Regions from separate parts of the Mus musculus genome. Here region 1 is linked to region 2. Evidence: chromatin loops called from intact Hi-C (ENCODE). Cell type or tissue: left cerebral cortex. All regions are shown on one strand. Each heading gives the region's core, and the rest is flanking DNA. Links, peaks and the distances in the headings are about the cores only. Region 1 overlaps Tmeff2 (transmembrane protein with EGF-like and two follistatin-like domains 2). Region 2 has its middle 89 kb from the start of Cavin2.

Region 1 (11,514 bases), core at 2,332-10,331, 220 kb after region 2:
CCCCAAATAAAATTGTGAGCTTTTAATTCTCTGATTTAGAATCCGTAGCAAAGCTAGACATTGAAAGCTGCTCAGACCACCCCAATCTTATGAACTGGTGCTGAGAACTACAGGAAGTTTACATGCTAGCTCACTTCTGAGTGTGGCGGGCCATTGTAGCCCCTGATACAATCTTTGTCCATTGAAAGTAAAAGCTACAAAAGTCAGACTTCTATTTTTGCCAATGTATGTGCATTTATTTATTTATTTGTGAGAATCATTTGAGCAAATTAAATTCACCAGTGAGTAACTCACTTTTGTATTTGTTGTCAACATCAATAACAAAATTTGCCTAATTTACATATATTGCAAATTTGGTGCTCCTTTTTTTAATATCATGGATCACTAGACACTCACATAATAAATACGCTTTTACCTTGCATCAGTTGAACTTCAAGAAAAATTAATTACATTCATCATTTCCTGATTTATTTTTTTCTGTAACTTAAATATCCCCATGGCAACCGCACATTTTTTGTTAATTTCTGAGTTGAGGAAACACCTTGCTGTAGCATTCTCTGCATTTATCAAGCACTTTTGCTGAAAGATATAAGACCTATAGTCTCTTCTTACTATCTCATTTGCCGCTATTTTTAATTTAGAATAAATATTATACACACAGCTATTTATTTTGCTTGATTTTATACTCTGTAACCTTCTGCTCCCAGTTATTTTAAAGGTATTTATTAGCTATGAGTTTACACAATCAATCGTGATTTAAAAAATAGTGTAACTATTATTAGGTTATTTTAAAATCTCAGTTGCTATGATCACACTTACAAAATCATAAATCTAGGGGCATTATTAAAAATATAATTTCTGCTACATAAAAAGTTCTATGTAAGTCCATCAGAGGAGAGCTTTCATTATGGCTCACCACCGTGTCATCCAAATTGTCATCGCCCCCACAGACCTCTCCATTTCACACGTTACTCATTAAATATCCCTTGGTAATTTATTTACCTTTCTTTGCTCCATTTAAAATGTATGGAAATCAATTATAGGAAATAGTTGTATGAAAAATCAAATTTTCAAATATTTTAAAGGTGGTGCTTTCAACATTAGATAAGCAGGGTACTCTGATTCTGTAAACAGTTTTAAATATTAAAAAAATGGCTTTTTGTCTCCTATTCCTACTTCATTCTTTGTTTACTCTAGTTTTTTTCTCCTAATAATAGTAAGAAGAAATAAAAGCCATGCATGACTCTTATTTGATTCCTACTTTTCCAACAGTAGTTTTACTAAATTGTTTAACTTTTGTTCTGTTCTTTATGTGGTAGATAAACCACAAAAATATTAAACTAGTGTATTTGTGTGTGTGTGTGTGCGCTTGTATGTGTATATGTGTGTATGTATATGGTGTGTATGTATGAGTGTGTATCTGTGTGTGTATATGTATGTTTGTACATGTGTATGTATGTGTGTATGCATGTGTGTGAGATGATACATTTTAAAATACGCTATGTCTACCATATAATAAAAATGAGAAAGCACTCATTCTCCAAAACATTCACGGATATTTCTTCTGTAAAACTGAGCAAACACATGTAAATTTCTGCCTGAGGAGAACAGAATATGTGTAAGGTCACAGATTCCAGAAACCATTTCTCATATTCAATCACCAGGTGAAACCTTGGTTTACTTCTTTGCATCTCAGTTGTCATCTATGTCTTTAGGACTTATTAAGGTAATTAAGTGTTTATCCATAGAAATCAGAATAGTGGACAATATAAGAATTATTTATACCTTGCTACTCTGGTATTTCTAGAAATTCATGCCCTGATGAAGAACAAGGAAGGAAGAACTATCTTTCCTCTCTTTTTCCTCTCCCCCTTTCTCTTTTCTCTCTCTCCATGGCTGATGGCTGAGAAAAAATTCTACTTGTGAACAATCCTGCATACCTTACCTTTTACTTGAAAGCCATTCACAACAGTGTAAAAAATGGTGGACATGCCTTAATCTCCGTCTCTCTCTTCTTTTCTCTTCCCATTCTGTTATTCCTCTCTTTTCTCTATCCCACCTCACTCTTTCTTCTTTCCCACCATTTCTCCATTTGACCATTTCAGAGTTGAGATCACATCATTCCTGAGCTGAGTGCAATGATTTATTTATTTATTTATTTATTTACCTTATTTTATTTTTACTCCTTTAATCTGGATCAATTTTCTGTACTCTTACAGCAATGTATAAGATGTAGGAGCTAGTCGGGTCAAGGACACCACAAGAAAACTCACAGAATCAACAAACCTGGACATATATAGGGCTCACTGACATGGAACTAACAATAAGGGAACCCACATGGGTCTAACCTAGGCCCTTTCTATATATGCTATAGTTTTGTAGCTCCTTGTTCTTGTGAGACTCTTAAAATAAGAGTGAACAGAGGCCTGTTTCTGATGCCCTTAACAGCTTTGAGAATCTTTATTCTCCCACTGGATTGCCTCACCCTACCTTAATATGAAAGGTGCTAAGTCTTACTGGTTGATATCCCTGGGATACCTACCTTATAATAAGAGGAAAAGTAGATTTGGGGGAAAGAAATGGGAGGGGAGTAGAGGCTGAAGGGAGGGAGGGGGAACTGTGGTTCAGATGTAATACATGAGAAAAATTAATAAAAATAATAACCATGTATAAAAAAGATGCTGGATATGCTCCTCTGACTATCTCTGTCTCTTCTATTTCCACTCTCTCTGCATTTTGTCTCTAATTACTGCTCTTCTTTCTCTCTCCTCTGTCATCTTTCTGTCTCCTCTACAAACTGCTTATAAGATTCAGTTAGCAACATAGCCTATATCCAAATGTGAGCAAGTGGAGAATTAATCATGTACACATCTGTATTTACTATTACCTCAAAAGATATAGACGAAGAAGAATTGACAGTCTTCACAAAATGTAAATAGCGCACAAGAGTGAGTAACTGACACTCCATCATCATTTCAGATGCCACGACAATGAAAACCATGAGAAAATTTAAGCTTTTTAGGTAGGAGAAAAAGAGCCTGTTCCCCAGTAAGAATATGGTAGAAAATAACCAATGGGAACTCTAGGTTTGTTCTTAAGGAGGTCTTCTGATTGTGTGTGTGTGTGTGTGTGTGCGCGCGCGCATGTGTGTGTGCATATATGTGTGTACATTATGTGTGTGCGTTTGTGTGTGAATGTGTATGTGTACTGTGTATGTTGCATTGCGTGGGTGTGGAGGGGGAGGAGACTAAGAGGAATAGAACCACTTACTGACTTAAAATATTTTAATTAATATTCCTCATTGATTCTCTTGATCCAAATGATAGTTATGTTGGTATTTGGAGTCTAATGACAGCATTTTCTCTAAAGCCCAACTCTCAAACTCTTCTGTGAAGTGTCTCCTCACTCATTACATTAGTCACTGTAGAATGCTGAAATTCTGATTCACTGGGGGAGGGGGGAGTGGTGGATGCCTTGTTTCTGAATTCGTAAACTTTACAGAGGCTCCTAGCAATAGCCTGCATTTGTGTGTGTGTGTGTGTGTGTGTGTGCATGCACGTATGTGTATGTGTGTGTAAATTATTTTTAAATTGCATATTATCTAACAATACTTTTAAATTTATAAAGAGAACAAAAGTCCTTCAACAAACTATACTTAAAACACCTAGCTGAACTCTGCATCAGGGACCCGTAGTCATATCCGTAGTCAATCATGGTGATGGCCATGATTATACTTCTCTTGTTTATAGGTTCTTGAGATCTAAGCAATGTTGGCTCCTTGGGAGGCTGCATTGGGAATGTTTACACATGGTAAACTCAAAGAGAAAGCTATGGCTACAATAAGATAGGCTATAACTACGAGAAAACATGAATATTTCAATGGTAATTTTAAGACATCATAAGTGGGTTTTGTGTTTATCTTAAGTAATATATTAAAATCATCACTAAAATTTATGAGATTATAAGGAGACTATGATGTGACCCTACTTCAGACTCCTGCCTCTGGAGCTCATCTCCTATCATTAAAATATCTTGGGTGATTTCATTTTGTAGTATTTTTGGTATCTATTTTATTTTTAAAACAGCAAATAGGAATGCTAGCAGAGACTAATATCTCATAGTTCAAGCAAGGGCTAAGTCACAGAGGGCAGGCACCTGCTCTGGTGGACTTAAACTTAGCTTTTATTATCAGTCAACAGCTAAATTGTTATCCATGTATGCTACGTCTTAGTTGAACCTTAAGTGACCTTTTCATTTCTTCATAACCAATAGTAATTACTTTCGTGTGGTCAAAGAGAGGTCTGTCTCTGAGTTGCAACATCTCAATCATTAGCTATTGGTGGTTATGATTTTTCAAGCTGTAAGCAGTTTGCTTTCTTGTCTACATCTCTAAGGTAAAAATAAATAGTTACAATAGTGTATTAGCTCATGTTTTACAAAACTGCTTCAGTTGTGATATACATTTTTAATATAATAATCTGACTGCACTATGATGAAATGTTCTAGAATGAATGAACTCATAAAAATTCATTGGTAATGCCTGTTCCTCAATTAAGGAAAGTCTGTCTATGAAGCTTAGGAGAATTGCTTGTAATGAGTAGAAAGCTCAATCATGTTTCCCACAATTATTGCAGCTAACACTTGCATTTGGATTGTGCAGACTGTCAATTTAAGCTATCTTCCAAGGACAGGCTCTACTGACCTTCTGTGCATTGGTTCCCTCGAAAAGAAAAAGGTCCTGATTTGTAGGATTCTGTGACTATTTCATTTGGAAAATTTGCAAAGGAATTTGTCCAAATATAACAAGTATTTTGAAGAGTGTTCTTGATCTGAAAGGTTTCACGGTTTCACAGTTTTCTTACATTATGAATATCATGGAAGTGGAAAATGAGGTTACCAGAATTGTAATTATGTACTTGATTGACAGCCCATGGACAAACTTGAGATCTCTGTTCCCCCAGGCTTGCATTTCCTTTGCCTTGTCCTTCTTATACCTCATGCATTAAGGAATTGTGACAATTGCAGAACATCTCTGGGGTCCTTATTACACTGCCTGTGATCTCCCTGCCTAAGCAGAGCTGTGTGGTACATCGTGGATGATCAGATAGGCTTTTCACAAGGCAGTTTACTCTTTGTTAATATTGAAGAACGTTACAGCAAGTGATCTGAGGGAATCTAAATGGCCGAAAGACACATTTAAAATTATATATATATTTTGGTTCCAAGGCCATTGCAGAGTAAAAGCATGGTACAAAATTAATCTAGCCAGTTAGAGAGTGCAAGAAACACAAAGCATCTGCTGGCCGCCTCTGGAAGAAAACAGTGGCGTTTGTCTAGACTTCATGATTCATTTTTGGCATACGTTGTTACTGCTGGAAGCCAAATTATCACAGCCTCATCTAACAGATTACCTCCCAGGAAGATTTTTAAACATGTGTGGCTTTTTAAAAATTGAAACAAGTGTATTTTTAGATTATCTTCTGTGTCTAGGAGGTCCCTAAGATCCAAAACATCTCCATATATATATAAAACCAAAAAGACTGGCAATAATGAACTAGAGACCTGCTTATTTTTCTCCATCTCCCTGCACCACAAGCAAACAATCTTTTGATGCCCATGGCTTCTAAGCCTCTAATTTTGCTTTCAAATCCGGCTCATTGTCTTCTAGAGTTTGCTGAGTTGAAGGGAGCTGGGAACCCCAGAATGGCATCCAGAGGACGCTTTCTCCAGAAGCTCTTCCCAGCCTGGTGAGTGTATTTCAGTTTCACGTCAACATTTATTTTCTTCTGCAACTTAATTTGCACAGAAGCAAGCAGTACTCCTCTGCCTCCAAAAATACGTGTGAGTGGGTGTGTGTACAAGGAGAGGCTAGCAGAGTGAGTGGGGTGGGGGAAGCATTGAGGGAAGCTCAGCTTGTGCCTGTGCTTACCTTCAAACTTCTGTATGAGAATCAGGGCCGTGGAGCTCTTTTGTGAATGGGCTATTAGTGTTGCTATTTCTTAGGCAACAGAGTTCTGAATGTATGAGATTAAGACAGGGAAGAAGTAGAAGCAAGCACTGCATGAAGAGCCTGGGTTTCATTTATGAATTCCATCTCTACTACACCAGTAAACTCTCCTCTGCCTTGAAGCTAAGGGTGAAGGCAGTAAAGGATGCACATACTCCTGCGCAACAGTAAATGCACTAGACTGGAGTATGTCAGAACATCAGCTTCCCACCACAGATGCATGTAATAACAATTCCATTCTGCACTCACAACTATGTACTTTCACATGACTATAAGTTGATTCATCTATTGAACAAGTGATGCAATGAAGGCAAAATGCCACCTAGCCCATCACTAACTGCGTTCAGCTTTTGTTCCCTATGTGGTCTCTGCTGTACTCCCTAATCCAAAAGACTCATCACAGAACAATTCCTTGTAAGTCTCTGATGCCAATATTTTGTTGCCATTCACCTTTTGTGCTGATGTTAGTAAGCCCCACTTGTTTTGTTTATCTTGCATAAATAAAAATATACTATTAAAAATTTAGTTGTGTAAATCTCTTCCAAATGTAAAATCAGTTAACCTATTATATTTTTTAAAAAATACAGACAGGATAGTGAGACATAGACATTATTAATTATAAACTACAAGCTTACATTGACCAGAAAATTAATAGAAACTCTGGTGTAGCAAGTGCCAGACATGTCCTAGAAAATAGGGATCAATGTTGAAATCATCACAGTTCATTTGTCTTAAGTTTTTATTGTGCATCTTGGACAACACATTCAACTACTCCTTCCAACACTGTCCTGTCCAAGACTATTTACAAAGTTTAAGCAACAAACCTATGAAGCAGAGACCCGAGTGTGTGTGTGGTGTCTCCCATAGTGCACAATTAATTATTCCACAGCAGGACACAGAATAGCAATATCTTGCCTTTATGATACATGGACAGTTCTCTGCAACCCACTAAGTTTCCTTCTGGTTTGACTTTATTCCCCAAAGTGTCTCAGACTTAAGGAACTGGTATTGTTCCCTTCAACACAGTCCACTGTCTAAACAGTGCCTCACTGTTTATTTTTACATTGGCTCCTATGAAAATCCCCAGACAGTAAGCAGATGGTGGTGGCAAGAATCTTGTCTCTGTGATTCCCTTGGCAGCTTCTCTTTGTCTTGAGTTCCAGGTCCTCATTAGTCCATACGCTTGTAGAAAAGGCTCACTCCAGCATGTCAGGTTCGCATTTTCGTTCTTTTTAAGGAGATGAGTATTAGATGGGTTACATAGTATTATTTCCTTTGAGTTGGTCTCTTCTAAAGATGATGCAGTACATGGTTTTAATATCAGCATCACTTTGCTAAACTTTTCTGTGATTCCAGTGTCCGGTAACATCCAAAGAGAAACATTAATTTGTTATATTTTCATGATCCTTATAACTACTAAATGTGAATTTATTTAGAAAAATAAAAAATATATTATTGACGTGTAAATTTTAGTATATCCAGATTCACGTCAAGGAACAAATGTGATGTTAAAAGAACTCTGGCAGGCTCATGCTAAGGTGGATTTGTTATTCTCAGGCCTGGGACTCTGACATTAAGTCCTAAGACTTAAGCACTCTTTACTCGTTCCCTCAAGGCTTCCTCTACTCCACACCAAAGAAATAATTTTTTTCCACACACTTTGCCTACATTTAGATCTGCCATCCTTGGGTAATGTCCCGAGAAGCTGCATTATTAGAAGGAAGGTAGATGTCTTATTTCCATGGAGGGCATAAGAAATGTACGCTTTACAAAGGTTAGCCCAGACATTCTCTAACATTCAGCCAAAGGGAGTCTGAATGGAATAAAATGGTAGGTGCTCCCCACGGAATGAAGGTAATTGTTCAGAGCCTTTGTGAACCATATTCTTAAAGAATTAAAAATGGGTTAGGAGGAAGATATTAAGGTCCCATAATCACAAGGAAGAAGGAGCAATCTGGAGAAGGATGAGTTACCCACCAAAGAATAGAGCACTTGTACATAATCAGAAATGAAGCACACCAGGGATCTGCCCATTTTTATTACACAATACTCACTAATCTGTATTGTTTAACTCAGTGCGGGATAAGCATGACAGAAAGTCATGGCAAAGAGCTCATTTTGACATTGTAAATACTAAATCTCACCAACAGACAGGATGACTACTCACAGGTTCTCTGAAAAAATTATAGGAGCATCATTTTCTTTAACTGGCTAAAGTCAGCACTAAATCAAATATTATGCTGTAGGTTATTTTATAGCTAGTATACTATCTTATTGATATTGTATTTAATTGCAATTTGCAATTTACCATCATTTTTAACCTCATGGAAGGTAGTTAAGCAAGAGAAAAACCATGATAGTAGTTAAAACAACAGTATCTTACAGAAGAAATTGGATGTTGCTACAAAAGTCATGAGTGGCCAGAAGGGAGGAGAATTACATTACCAATTGATTGGCTTATCTACTGTTATAAAGCCACAGTATCTATGAACTTCATTAGCACGATGCCCTCACATGGTTGAAGGCCACCTGTTTTATATTATACTCCCCTACATTATATAGATAGCCATCCGTTTTAGCAAAGATTACAGACTGAGCAATTGGAAATTATTTAATCAGGTGAGCCACTTGATCCATTAATGGTATCTGGTTTATGTCAACTAGCAATTGTTATTTGCTTAATACGTACTCATAAGAACAGTTGTAATAACTTCTGGGCCATTAGATTAAAAGGATAAGAAGCACTGAAAATTGTTTTATACTGTCATAAACAAAAATGGCAAAACTTAAATATAATCAAACATTATTTCAGTGTCATAAAGACAAACAGTAATGTCATTGCCCGTTAGAATCCTAGTATTGAGATTTGTGCATGAAGACAATAGCCAACTTCTTGTCTCGTGTCTAAAACTAACAACTGTTAAGTTTAAAATTTTTCATCAAAACTACACAACTTATAGTTAAATATTTAAACTACTATTCTTAGAAATAATACTAAAGTTCAATAATTAGTTTAAATGCCAAAGAGACATACTACCTCTGCTTAAAGAAATATATTTCATAAATAGTAAAAAATGTAGTTTAAAAGAAATGATGTCTTCATGTACTTCTTTATGGTACTAAGGGCCTCATGCATGAATGCAAGCACTCTATACAATTCAATTTTGTGACCAGTCTTTTTGATTTAACTAACTTGAACTTTAATGTTACTTGTAATTTAATCAACATCTTTATATCCAAATTTTATATTTCTTTTTAAAATGAAGAAATTTTCATGAACTTTAGTTAAAATTCTATGAGAGTAACTGAAGCAGAATTTTCATGAACATATAAAATACATATTATGCATTCGAATGTAATTCCAGCTTAAGTAAAATGCAGTAGCTCTTATAATCTAAAAAGAGCTATTTTCATGAAAGATGACAGTAATAAAATCTCTTTGGTTGTATATTTTTTCTGGTGATTGAGACATCATACATTTATATAATGTGCTTTGCTAAAATGTGTTCATTACCATTCCTCCCCACTCAATTCTTCCTCTATCTGCATCAACTCAACTTTTCCCTTCAAGTTCATGTGTCCTCTGCATTTTAAAAATCCACATCTGATATGCCCAAAATATATGAACTCAAGAAGCTAACCTCCAAAAAACCAAACAACCCAATCAAAAAATGGGGTACACAGCTAAACAGAGAAATCACAACTGAGAAATCTTGAATGTCTGAGAAGCACCTAAAGAAATGTTCAAAGTCCTTAGTGATCGGGGAAATGAAAATCAAAACGACCTTGAGACTCCACCTTACAACAATCAGAATTACTCAATCAAAAGTTCAGGTGACAGCACATGTTGGTGAGGATGTGGAGAATGAGGAACACTCCTACATGGCTGGTGGGATTGCAAACTGCTACAACCACTTTGGAAATCAATCTGGAGGCTCCTCAGAAAATTTGAGCATATACCCAAAAGATGCTCCACTATCTCACAGGGGCACATGCTCCACTATGTTCATAGTGCCCTTATTTGTGATGGACAGCTGCTTGAAACAAGCCAGATATCCTACAACAGAAGACTGGATTTGGAAAATATGGTTCTTTTACACAATGGAATACTACTCAGCTATTAAGAATGAGGACATTCTCAGTTTTGCAGGCAAATGGATGGGACAAGAAAATATCATCTTGAATGGGGAACTCACACATGCATGATATTTACTCACTAATAATTTTATATTGGTCAAAAAAGTACAGAATAAATAGGTTATAATCCACAGAACTCAAGAAGATTAATAAACAGAAAGGCTCAAGTGAGGATGCCTCAATCTCACTTGGGAGGGAGAAGAAAGCAATCACTGGGAGCAGACAGAGGGAGGGACCTGGGTGGGAGACTAGAGGGGGAAGGGAAAAGAGGAACATAATCAGATTTTGGGGGGAGGGGCAGGAAGGAATCCCTGAGGGCCAGCAGAATGAATTGGAATATGCAACCTCAGTGGGTGGGAGGAAGGGGAACCCTCTAAAAAATACCAGAATGTGAGAATCTCAAGACTCAAAGGGAGGGGCCTTAGATGAAATGCTAACAGTGGGGAGAGGGAACTTGAATACTCCAGTAGAAAGACAAGCCATCAAGTAGAGAAATGGGGTTGTCATCCCACAGTTAAAAACTCTGACTCAGAATTGGTCCTGTCTAAAAGAACTGCAGGGACAAAAATGGAGAAGAGACTGAGGCAAAGTCAGTCCAGTGATCTGCTCACCTTAGCATTCATCTCAAGGAGATGCTCCAAGGCCTAACACTATTACTGATGCTATGATGTGCTTGCAGACAGGAACCTAGCATGGCTGCCCTCAGAGAGGGCCAACAAGAAGGTGACTGAGACAGAAGCAGATACTTACACCCAACCATTGAACTGAAGTTGGGGACCCCTGTGGTTGAATTAGGGAAAGGCTGGAAGAAGCTGAGGAGGAAGGAGATCCCACAGGAAGACCTGCAGTCTCAATTAACCTAGACCCTTGAGATCTCTCAGACACTGAGCCACCATCTTGGCAACATACAGGAGCTGGTCCAAGGCCCCCAACACATATACAGCAGAGGACTGCTTGGTCTGGCCTCAGTGGGATAAGAGGTGCCTAGCCCAGGAGAGACTTGAGGCCCCAGAGAGAGGCCTGACAGGAGGTTAAGGGTAGGTTGGGGATATCCTCTTGGAGACAAGGGGGAGGAGGAATGTGATAAGGAACTGTGGGAGGGCTGACTGGGAGGGGGGGGGTAACTATTAGACTATAAACATAAAGGTAATAATAATAATAATATTGATAAAAGCCAATTGAGGATTGAGCCTGCTCAGTATTGCTTCTCTGTAGTAGTGAGCATATGCAGTATCTACAAGAGAGTGAATTCCCTTTCAGGGACCATACCCCACGAAAACTTATCTTATCCCTCTGCCCCAGAATCCAGAAATTGCCAATTGTTCCTCCACTAGGGAAGGACTTTGTGCCCACCTCCTGCCTTCATGGTA
Region 2 (11,514 bases), core at 2,372-10,371:
TAATCCATGTCTTCTTTTGGAAGGCTCTAAGAAGTCCCTTTCCAGAGCTGCAGACCTGTCTCGTGTAAGGTTTCCCGGTCTTTCCTTTACCTGATGGATCAGTGGGGGAAAATTACATTTGGGGGGATTTAGAAGGAGCTAACTTATAAATTATCATTTATGTGTATTACTAACACACTGCAGATAATCACAGCTTGATATTATATATTGTTTATATGACATAGGACACCACTCCGTATCTAATAGAAATGCTACATACCTTATACACCAAGTTTAAAATACCCTGGTTGCCATACTTAAAGGAGTGAAAAGCAACGGGTGAGAGTAGCTTTAATAGTGCATTTTATTCAACCCAAGTAGCTAAAGTGAAATAATATTACAGACTAAGCCAGACACACTGTAAGTACTCAGTTGCTGTTCTAGACAGTGCATGTCATATTGGACACTGCAGCTCTTACATGGGCTTATATTCGGACTCATTAGAAAATAGTAATCTAGTCATTTAAGTCTCCCTACAAGTCATTTTGAATTTGCATACTAATTGTACCCATACCTCTGATAGCACATTGGCAGAGCAAACTCTGGAGGAGGCATTTTAACTGACAAGAAGTTGATGAATATATTTAACTGTATTACTCTAATATACTTGCTATATCTCTTCTAATTAAAATAAGATTATCTTACAACGTCTGAAATGAATATCTGGCATAATAGACTAGAAACATGATGAAAATGTTTTCATTAAATGCAAAGATACCCTGCAAGGCATGGTATTTTATCTCAGATCTCTAATAACATTAATATACCCTTTTAATCTCGGAAGCATTTAAAACTTAATAGGAACTCCTTAAAGAATGAGAAAATTATAAGGGTTGAGAAGTTACTTTAACTTGAACGAACTCACAGTTCATGGCTTGAGTAAGTGTAAAACTCTTCACTGGTTAGTGCCCATATTTTTGTTTATTCTTCCACTGGTTTCAGAAGCCGCATTTGTTGGGGTAAGGTGGGCATATCCAAAAGAGGGTGGAAGTGGGGATTAATGATTTTACTAAGAATTCTTCTTGGTTTTGGTAGAAGCCCTTGACTTGACTGCTCTTCTTACAGGAATTTGTGTGCACACGCTTAGGGACTCAGGACAAGTGATGTGAAAATTTTATCTCTAGTTCACAGATGGAGTTCTGAGGATACTGTAGTTGCTCATTCATTAGCTTCTTTCACCTCATACTTTGCACATAAGTATCCTTATTTGTTGCTTTTCTGTAATAGATGAGCTGTTCATCGATAGTATCATTTTGTTACTTGTATTGTTACCTGACTTCTTTTCTATTTAAACTGCAGACAGCAAAATTCAGTTGTTCCCTAGAGTGTTTTATCTAATTTCTTTATGCTTGATTTGAATAAATAGAACAACATTCTACTAAAGTTTAGAAGGACAAGATTCTGTTCCTCTCTGTTTTAGGGGTTGATGTCTGCCCTGGGTAACTTGAAGTTTTTTTTTTTTTCTCTTTTCTTACTTTTATAGCCATTTTTTTTTCTGGCACAGCGCAGAGATGCTTAGGACAAAAAAAATTCAGAGACAAATGTGGCCAGATGTTGCTGCTCTGGTTAGAAACGTATATTTCTTGGGATTTTCTCCAGTTAGTGTTTCCTTTTCAAACATGACACCACCCACCACTGGAGTATGGGGTATTTTTTGTGTAACTTGTGTCTCATGTAAGAGACACACAGTAATCAGCATAACATCTCCTAGGAAGCGCTAATCTGCTAGATCCAATAAGATGGTGTACTAAGACCTAATTTGATAAAATGCGGTAGGAAGACCAGAAGGAGAGATGATCAACACCTGCAGGGAGAGCCACTTCCACCTAGGGATCCAGCTTCCGTGAATACGTACAGAAATGGCTGCAGAGGGTCAGTGCATCCTGAGAGAGCTGCATTCAGTCTTCCTTGTAGAATCTAATGAATTTGCCTTCAAAACCAGTGCTGGACCATATGAAGCCAGTACTGCAGAGGACTAGGGTGGGGAAAGGTTGTCAGAACAGCAGAAAGCCCACGCGATTCTTATGTCCAATCCTTGGACCAGCGTAGGTGTTGCTTTTTTGTCTTGTTATCTTTTTGAATCCCTTACAACTTCAATTTCTGACTCTACGATGCCTCCATTTTTCCTCCTCTTTCTGCTATTGCTTTTAAAATAAGTTAGAGCAAAGAAAGCTTCATATTTATTCCATTACTCTCGTTCCTTGAGGTTAAGCCTTTGGCCCCACCCCCTGTGCCTGATCATGTATATACAAGGCTTGTCTTTACTTTTCTGTTTTTGTACAAGCATCCCTTTCCATTGGCCAGCAACCTTGGCCAGTTGAACCCACACTGAACATTCACTATAACAAGATATTTTTTTGTTTTGTTTTGTTGTTTTGTTTTGTTTTGTTTTGGTATTCTCTGCCATCCATCTTTGAAACCTACACAGACATCGAAAGCTCCTCATTTTCAGGGTGTTTGTGAGTAAAGCAGGTTAACTGAATTAACTGTTGGATTTTAATTTTCCGTCTTTAATGTTAAGCACCTGTACTTGTAGGTGTAGAATAACAGAAAGTATTCAGTGGCGAAGGTTCAATTGTGCCTGACACACAGGGTTGGTAAAGGGCTGCAGATCTTCAGGGAAATTGTTTGATAACAGCATCCTCAGAGCTACCAAATTTGTAGCATTGGAATCAACTTGCTATTATGGGCCACGATTGAACGTGTTTTAAGTGGTGACTGTTTGTTCAAACAAAATATTCTACTGCTTCATTTACGAGCATTTAGAACTCCCCCTCCTACCCCTTGGCTGGTTCTGACCTTTCTACTCTGTATTTTAAAGATCCCTAGACACCCAAGCTGAGGAGTTCTCATGCTTAAGCTGACCTGTTAGCCTTCTCAGAGTGCCCGTTGCTTGTTTGAACTTTCAGTTGACTGACCTTTTCCCCTCACTCTAAGCCACAGGTCAGAAGTAAATCCTTTTGGGTACCACAATGACTTGGCAATGTGAGCGGGTTCATACAAGTTAGGAGGATCTGTGTCTCTTCAGCTAGACCTGGCTGGTTTAGATTCTGAACAGGCTTCAGTTGTTTTCTACAAGGATATTGCACTGGTGACAGGCAAGTGTCCTTTTTCAGAATCACCTGGGGAGCTTATTAAACATTTAAATTTCCATTCTTCTTGTGGGAATTCAGACCAACTGAATCTGAAAATATGGAACCAGGGTGAACAACTGTCTCAGATAATTTTCATGCATTCAAAACTTCTTCTGTATATGGCTTCAATTGCCAGCTTTCCTTTCTTTCTGCCTTCCTGCCTTCCTTCCTCCCTCCCTCCCTTCCTTCCTCTCTTCACTCGTTCCTTCCTTCCTTTTGTTCTTTCTTTCCAGTGTTGAGGATGGCACTCAAAGCCTCATAAACGCACTGCCAACTGAACTAAATCCCCAGACTTTTTATTTTATAATTTAAAACGCTTCTGAGGTATTTATCAAATGTGAAGCAAAGGATAATAACAGTGCATACTCTTTTAGCACAACTTCAGGAGGCTGCCGAACACATTTAAACAAATGCAGGCTTCCCGTTTGTGTCTCATAATCCCTGAATTACAAAGCATCGACTCCTTGCCAAGGCTTGTTTAAGGCTTCTTCACCATTGTAACTGGTCTTTATCTTCTGTTCTTTAATATGAATGCTACTAGGAGGTCATAACTTCTTATCTGGCAGCCACGCACTATGTATACAAATTCTCATTATAAAAGGATGAGACTTTTATCAAAGGGAAAGTTGCATTTCCTCTTCAGTGTCAGAAAACACTCCCGGGTAGCCTTTTTCATGAGAGGAAAGTCTATGAACCATGTGTGTTGCATGGGCAGAGTGTGGTGACCGTCAATATGCTCAAGTAAAAGCAAAAAAGTAAAAGTACCTATGTGATTAGCTCAACTTTCAGGGTCATAAGTAATCATAATAAAGGAGCAGCCCTAATTATCATGTCATTCTCATATGTGACATAGTAGGGATGCAAAGGACCTCGGAGCACACTAGGTCTGCACTATGAACCATATTAGTGTGTTAGCAGATCTAGGTACTTTTGATTAACGAATGAGCCCTGATTTCTTGATAGGATGCCATGGCACTGGTCATTAGGAAAAATCAGAGGTAAAAATATGGAGTCCATTAAGGAAAGCACAGTGGCTGGGCTAGTGGCCTGCTGTTTCCTTTGAAAACTATATTTTTCACTATGTGACACTACCTTCTTCCACCTGATTGTTCAACAAGAGGAGAGCTAGCTTAAGCTTAATGGATTGGATTTCTTTGAAGACTGTGTCATATAAGAACAGCAGACTGTAGGAAGGAAATTGGTGGCCTTCATTTGATTTCTGGTAGAGTTAGAGACATTCATCCACTTCTTGCACTTGACTCTCTTTCTTTCATAACTTTTTCACTAACATCTTTCTTAAATTTTTGAAATTGAAGGAATTTAACCTTATTCATTGGCATGATCCATGTAAAAGATTTCTTTATATAATTTATATAGCTGGTTAGGAGTCAGATAGCTGCATGACCCAGCTACTGCTATGCTACAGAGCAGGCTGTCAATGAGTCAGCATGTGTCTGGAACCAAGTAGGTGTTGATTATTTCCACCGCCCAGCTTTCTTATAAGACTCATAGAGCTCAGAACCCACGCAGAGAATTCATCCTTAAGATTCTATTCCTCTACAATAAATGTCAGAGTCCAGTCCTGTGTAAGTTCCCTGTTGTCATTTAGTATATTATTCTAAAACCTATTTGGTAAAAACAACGAATATTGATTATATCGTAATTTTTATGGGTCAAGAATTCAAATTACTTACTTGGGAGGTTCTAGCTTAATGTTTGTCACAGGTGATGGTGAATTTACTGGTTGGGACTGCAGTTATCTAAAGGGTCAATAGGAGAAGGATCAACGTTCAAGCTAACTGTGTGGCTATTAAGAGGTCTCAATTCTTGTTTCATGAACTATTTCATATCACTGGCTTGTGATAATGCTCAGTGACTTTTCTCAGAAGAACTCATGTATGGCCCCAGTTTTTACAAACAATATTGACATGTTTCTGGACTGAGGTGGAGACGAGTTACCATATCTAGCGACAAGGGAGATCAGTGAAATATGTCATTGGTCAGATGTTTTGATAGGACACAGCCAACCTGCTATGACAGGGCAGGGTTAGAATAATGCCTGTGCTTGTTTTTTTGTTTTATTTTGTTTTGTTTTTGTTTTTTTTTTTGTTTTTGTTTTTGTTTTTGTTTTTCTTCTCTCCCATCACCATACTTGAGGTAAATTACATGTAAGCTGAGCCCACTTAAGAGCTAAAGAGAAAGTCCAGAGTTGTCCACCTCCCAAACCACAGGGAGGCCTTGGGCCAGGGTGTGGATTGCAGGGAGTGGTTTTGAGGGCAATGGGGGAAGTTGTTCAGCAGAGCAAGCACATATAGCAGCTAACAGCAGTCACATGCACAGTGAACAGGTGTGCAATTAATGTTAAGTATTATAATGATTATCATTGCCTGCCAAAGGGTCTATGAATGCTGATTAACTACATTAGAATGTTTGTGTGGGAGAGACCACAAAGAAACCTCATTTTCCTACCTACGGAGTTTGAACGTGAGGATCTCCGCACCAGGAGAATTGCCTAGCATCATTTACCTCAGGCAAGCTAAGAGAAAAAAATCTCATTCAGTATGATACTCTACCCAATGACCCATTAATGGACCTTCCCGCTTCACATTCTCACTGGTACAGAATGGTAGAAAGCTTCCTACATTATATGTTCTAGCATCTCTCCAGATCAGACATCAGCTCCTACCCGAGAGCCAGCCTTGCTAGGCACGGAGGATGGATGTAGCTGCAGCAAAGCTCTGCCATCCAACGTTCCTCCCACCCAGCTGCCTGCTTCTATCAGCTCCAACAGCCACAAAAGTTGCCACTCCCACGTAATTCAGCATACAGCATTCAGAGGGTTCCTGAGCATCAGGTTGGATACCAGCAACAGATGGAGCGATGTGTAACATGGAGAGGTAGCAAGGAGCGGTGGGCAGTGAGGCAGGGAGCCATATGGGCAGTCTGGGAGGTGAAGTGCAAAAAGCAGGGTGGCAGCTCTTGGTGCACATGTGGAGATTCCTAGGAAGCTGTGGTTTTCACCTATGCTCTCTCCCTTTTTCCCTTTCTGTCTTTTCTGTGACCACTGTCCAAATGGAGCAAACCTTGTTGCTCATGTGTTCTGCGACATGGCATGTCTTCTCTGCCCCACAATTCCAAGCATCTCTCCAAGGTTGAGTTTCAACAGCTCTATTATCCTTTGAGGAAGAAGCCAGTGTGGCACAGATGGCATTTTAAACGTATTTGTTTCTGTGTCAACTGCTCTGTTCTGAACATAAACATGAATTTGGTGCCTTCACTGCTGTAAGTGATAAGCTGCAACAGCGTCACTTGTTTCTGAGTTAAACGACAGCAACAAAATGAAAAATCACCATTAAAAGGCGATATTTGCATATTTTATGCTGTCAAAGAACATGGCACTAATGTAGCATAAGGAGAATTCTTAAACAGAAACAACACACTTTTCAAAAATCTAAGGAAGGTTTTTTTTAATGCTGAAATTTCACTTATAAAAAGAAACAGGGAATGTTTATTTCACTGGCAAAATAATAAAAGCACTTTGGGGTGACATTTTTAATAGCATATTAATTTGAAATTGTAATTTTGAGGAGTAATTTCATTTACATAAACACCAAATGCATTCTAAATGCTTGGTATTATCATAATGACTGGAAATTAAATTAATAATGATAGGGAAGTTAAAATCTGACATAACCTTCTTGAAATTTTTTATCTACTCCTATTGAAGTCACACACTGGACTTCGTTTGTTGTTTTAGCTTTGCAGTTCTTCAAATTTGGGAGTTTAAATTGACTTTCAAGAGGCATTCATAGAAACGTGAACCAACCAAGCATTTTAACAGCTGCATGGCCTGATGGGTCATTGACATACACACACTCGAGACTGTAAGCACACACACACACACACACACACACACACTCCATAATGTTAATTACATTGCTCCTTTTCATTCTAAATTATATCTAAGCTATGGAATAAAATCAAGACATTCACAAGGCAGGGAGGTTTCTTTACCCACCCTGAAGATACAGGTATTACTACAACTGTTTCTGGTTACAGGACTCCTTAGGGTGGATTCTTTGTTTTCTTTCTTTTCTCCTCTTTCAAGAGCTCATGTGCATCAAGAGCACATGATGATGGTCAGTAAGTCTCATCCTGCTGAAGGCTGCAGGCCCTTTAATGAGACACGAGGCAGCAGGTAGTCTTGATTCAGAAGATTTGTACCATTTGGAGATTCAAAGATTGAGAGGTAAACCTGGAATTTGTTTGTTATATGAGTCACTTATAGAGTGAACAATTCTCTCAGGAAGTGTAAACACGATCCAAAGCACCCAGTAATGCCTGCTCGTTGGTAAGCTTTTGGTCACTATCGTACAAGGTTTTGGTCTCTTTGTTTCTTAGACTAGATTATGACAAGAAAGTCAAAAGAATATGCCACTAACTATGAAACACCAGGCAACACAAGGCAAATTATGTTCCACCCAGAACTCTCTTTTACTACCAGAATGCTCTGCTGATACAATTTCAGCATGCCTTGGCCATAATATCTCAGGGTATCCCACTGCTTGGGCAAAACTTCTCAAATGGCCTACAGAATAACCATTTTACCAAGATGGTGCTTGTCCTGCCAATCCCAGTGACTCTTACTCATTTCCTTTTACCCAAGCTTCAAAACATTAACTAAAAGAGAATGATAAGATGGATTTCCACAATTTATTAAAATTATTTATTCTGAGATTTGAACCACCCACTAGTAGACTAAGTTGCTGGGTATCAGAGATCTTACAGCTCATTTGTATAACAATTTCTATCCAGAAATTGAAAGTACACAGCTAACTCCATGCTAGGGTCCCATGTACGCAATGTGGAAGGACATAGAGTTGGAAAAGCCCTTTATAGTTAGATAAGGGTGTTGCTTTTAATATATTTCCATTCTCACAGCCTCTTCCTGGAGTTCAATGGACCCAAGACAGATTTGAATGGGCTCAATGGAGATGACAAACAAAACAAAGTCAAATCCCATGGGATGTCTACTTTACTTTTCTTAAACCAAGGAAGAAAAGAGTAATGAAATTTTAATAATAAACATACAAACACATAATAGCAATATCTGCAGTTAAAACCTGTTTAGTCTCTGCTAGTATCTTATAGGGCTGCCTCCAATACATCTGATCTGACCTATTTGATGAATGAATGAGTGAGTGAATGAATGGATGGATGAATGAAACTGAAGTCATTCTTGGACTTCTACCAAAGATGCTGTAGAAATTGCTCCATTCATCTGACCTTACAGGGCTGCCTCCAATCCATTTGATCTTCCTAGTCATATCTATTGATCATTAGCCAAGCAGGCTCTTTTTATCTGAAAATTTAAAGCATTGTGGTATAGTATAATAAACACTACTTTGCAAATAGCTTTCCCCCATCTCTCTCTCTAAACTCCTCTTCCTGTCCCAAAAAGCTTGGAAGGTGAGATCCAGCGTTGCGGGCTGTCCTGAGTGGCCTCCCTGCTTGCTATTGCTGAGAGAATTTATTCAGAAAACAGTTCATTTGTGGCTGTCCCCATGGAAAGGATCAATTTTATAGCTCTTACCTTGGTAGCTTTGGAATTACTGATCTTCGGTGGCCAAGGTTTTTTTTTTTTTTTTTTTTTTTTTTTTTTTTTTTTTTAATAGCACTTGGGATGCAGAGGCAGGCGGATTTCTGAGTTCGAGGCCAGCCTGGCCTACAAAGTGAGTTCCAGGACAGCCAGAGCTGCACAAAAAAACCCTGTCTCGAAAAACAAACAAAAAACAAAAAACAACAAAAAAAACTGTATCCTTGAAAATGGATGGGTATTGACAGAATCTGGACCACGAGAGACTCTAGTGTGTGCTATGCCTTCTCCCTTCTCGCTTCTCGCTGCCTAACTTCATGTATGCTTCAGTTTTAGCCTATACCCAGTCCACCTTTTGCTATTTCTGATCTCAGAGCCAGTTAAACAGCTGTTCTTTCTTTTTACAAAAGAAAAACCCAGAAGCAAGAGATGCTGATGGGAAATAAAGGCATACACATTCTCATCCTGGCTATTGGAAAGGGTTGTGTCTGACACCGGCCACACTGCTTCCTGCGTGAGCTCTACTGCACTGTCCTTTTTTCTTTCTTTGGCCACTGGTGTTTCACAAGACCCCGTTTCTTCACACTGTCCATCATGGGTGCTGGAGGGATGGAATGAGAGACAAGGAAAGATCACAGTTTTGTAAGTGTGTCTTGGAGTTCAAGTGCCTTTCAGAAGCATTAGATCATTTTTAATCTGATGTCTCCTAATTAAACGGATTGGGAGATAAAATGCATCCAACAAGTGTCAGAATTATAGAAGTTAAAAAGCTCTGGGAGTAGGCAAAGCCGTTTGAGTTCCTAAACCTTCAGGAGACTGAATGTCCTTGAGTGCTCTCCTAGCAGGGAGTTCCAGGCCTCAGCTGGGGGCTTGCTGTCATGTTGTAATCACTATAATTTATAGCACACCAGCTTCATACCCTTTGCCCCATCAGGGAGCCACCTGGAAGCTAAGTCAGCCTGATGCAAGATCAGAATAAAGGAAAAGGAAAGGAAAAAGAATGCTAACTACTCTCCCCCTTAAAGACTCTGTAGAATCAGTGTGACCTTTAGGGCATCTTTTTTGAGGACTAACTTTCAAAATGAACACACCTTCAGTTTCTGTTGCTATGTGCTATTGGAGGGTGGTATCATATGTATAGAGCAATTTATCCAGCATCTTTGGTAGAAGTTCAAGAATGACTTCAGTTTCATTCATTCATTCATTCATTCACTCACTCATTCATTTATCAAACATTACCAACTGGGTTATAACAAGACAGACTTCTAGATCTTAGGAGGGTGGACACTTCTTGAAGTAATGTTAGAGACATGAAAAAAAAAGGTAAATATGAATGTGAACAAGATAAATTCTGGGATTCTCTCACTTTTGATGTCTAAAATTATCTTGTTCAACTCTTGCTCTTGGCACCTGTACTTTAGCTAGAAAGAGACATTGTATTGCTAAGATTATTCTGATGGGGGAATGGGCAGGAGGAGAGAGAGGAAAGGTAGAAACAAAAGAGCCAGGAGCAATGTATGTTAGACAGGATGGCTTCCACAGGAAACATGAAAACCGTCAGAGCAACTGCAGTAGCACTCAGATAAACCCTCACCTGCTCTACAGGTAGGTGAGAGATGTACTTGTCTTCCCAGGCAAGGATGACAACACGGTGTAAAAAAATCGATTTGGGGTTGACTTGGATTCTCATGTTAACATTGCCCTCTTCCAGTTCTGACACTGGGTAAGTTATTTGTAAATTTCTAGTTATATTATCATGAAACTGATATTGTTATAAGATATATTAGAGACTCACTACAAGAAATAAGTGAAAGAACATTCATAGAGTGACCCAAAAAATTCCCGTCTCTTAAAAAGATGAGCAGGAGTAAATGCTTGCTGTTCTCTAGTTTATCTCTATTCACAAATTGTAATTTTTTTGTGTGTATAATACATTACTGCAATCCATAAGCTGTGGTAACAGTTTCTTAAAATTCTCCACGATGACTAGTAAAACTAAGTCAGTGACTTGTCACATCCCTAAAATTACTTGTGTAGAGTGCTAATGGAGAACTACTTAGGTTGAGTTGGATTTTTCAAATGTCTTCAGTCAGTTGCTTTGATTGTTGACTGGGGTGAGAAAATCATGGCAGAATCCAGGCAGCACCACTTCATGGGTTGGGGCCTGAACTCTCTAAGAATGAAGAATGTTACCTGAGTATGCGCAGTCTAGCAACCAAGCAAGATACCCTTGCTTTTTGTTTGTTGCTGACTGTTGATGTGATATGACCGGCTGCTTGAGTTCTTGCCTTGATGCTCCTAAAATGCTGGGCCATAACATGGAATTATAATGTCCTCAGTTGCTGCTTGTCAGATATTTCTTCATAGTCACAGAAATGAAACCAGGACAGGACAGCTCATTGCATTACTCCCAAGCTCAGCGAAGGGTCCTGACTGTCACAGGGGAAGGGTTTTGATTTGTCTATTTACTCTCAAATCCAGCAGCGTTCCTTTGAGTCAGACCACTCTTTAAGTTTGAACTTTTAAGGCATTTGGTACTGTGAAGGAACAGCTCCATGAAGGATCAAAGAATGGAACATTCAAGGTCAATTCCAGCATTTTAAAGGAAGGGTGTCACAGTCCTGGGCAGAATAGGAAGCAGCTAGACCTAGGGAGGAAGCAAGGTAAGAGAATAGAAAGCCCTTGACTTGAAAGAAGCAAAGCAGACCAACAAGAATCAAACATTGTGTCTCTGCAGTTTGGCTA

Evidence for each region. Peaks named below come from ENCODE experiments on the same cell type or tissue, not always from the same donor. Only the 100,000 strongest peaks of a DNase experiment are listed, where the experiment ranks them.
Region 1: a loop joins it to region 2, with 5 times the contacts of the local background. A loop is called at or near these places in 2 of 42 quality-filtered maps.

What each region holds. Positions count from the first base shown.
Region 1 is chr1:50,975,137-50,986,650 of GRCm38, reverse strand. The region is part of intron 4 of Tmeff2 (transmembrane protein with EGF-like and two follistatin-like domains 2); the gene reads right to left. Among named protein-coding and RNA genes, the nearest start is that of Tmeff2, 53 kb to the right of the region's middle. In left cerebral cortex, for the core only: no CTCF peak of the experiment used is centred there; DNase peaks (open chromatin) are centred at 5,295, 5,845 and 7,103; H3K27ac peaks cover 1,610 bases.
Region 2 is chr1:51,194,114-51,205,627 of GRCm38, reverse strand. No RefSeq gene overlaps it. Among named protein-coding and RNA genes, the nearest start is that of Cavin2, 89 kb to the left of the region's middle. In left cerebral cortex, for the core only: no CTCF peak of the experiment used is centred there; a DNase peak (open chromatin) is centred at 5,982; H3K27ac peaks cover 1,011 bases.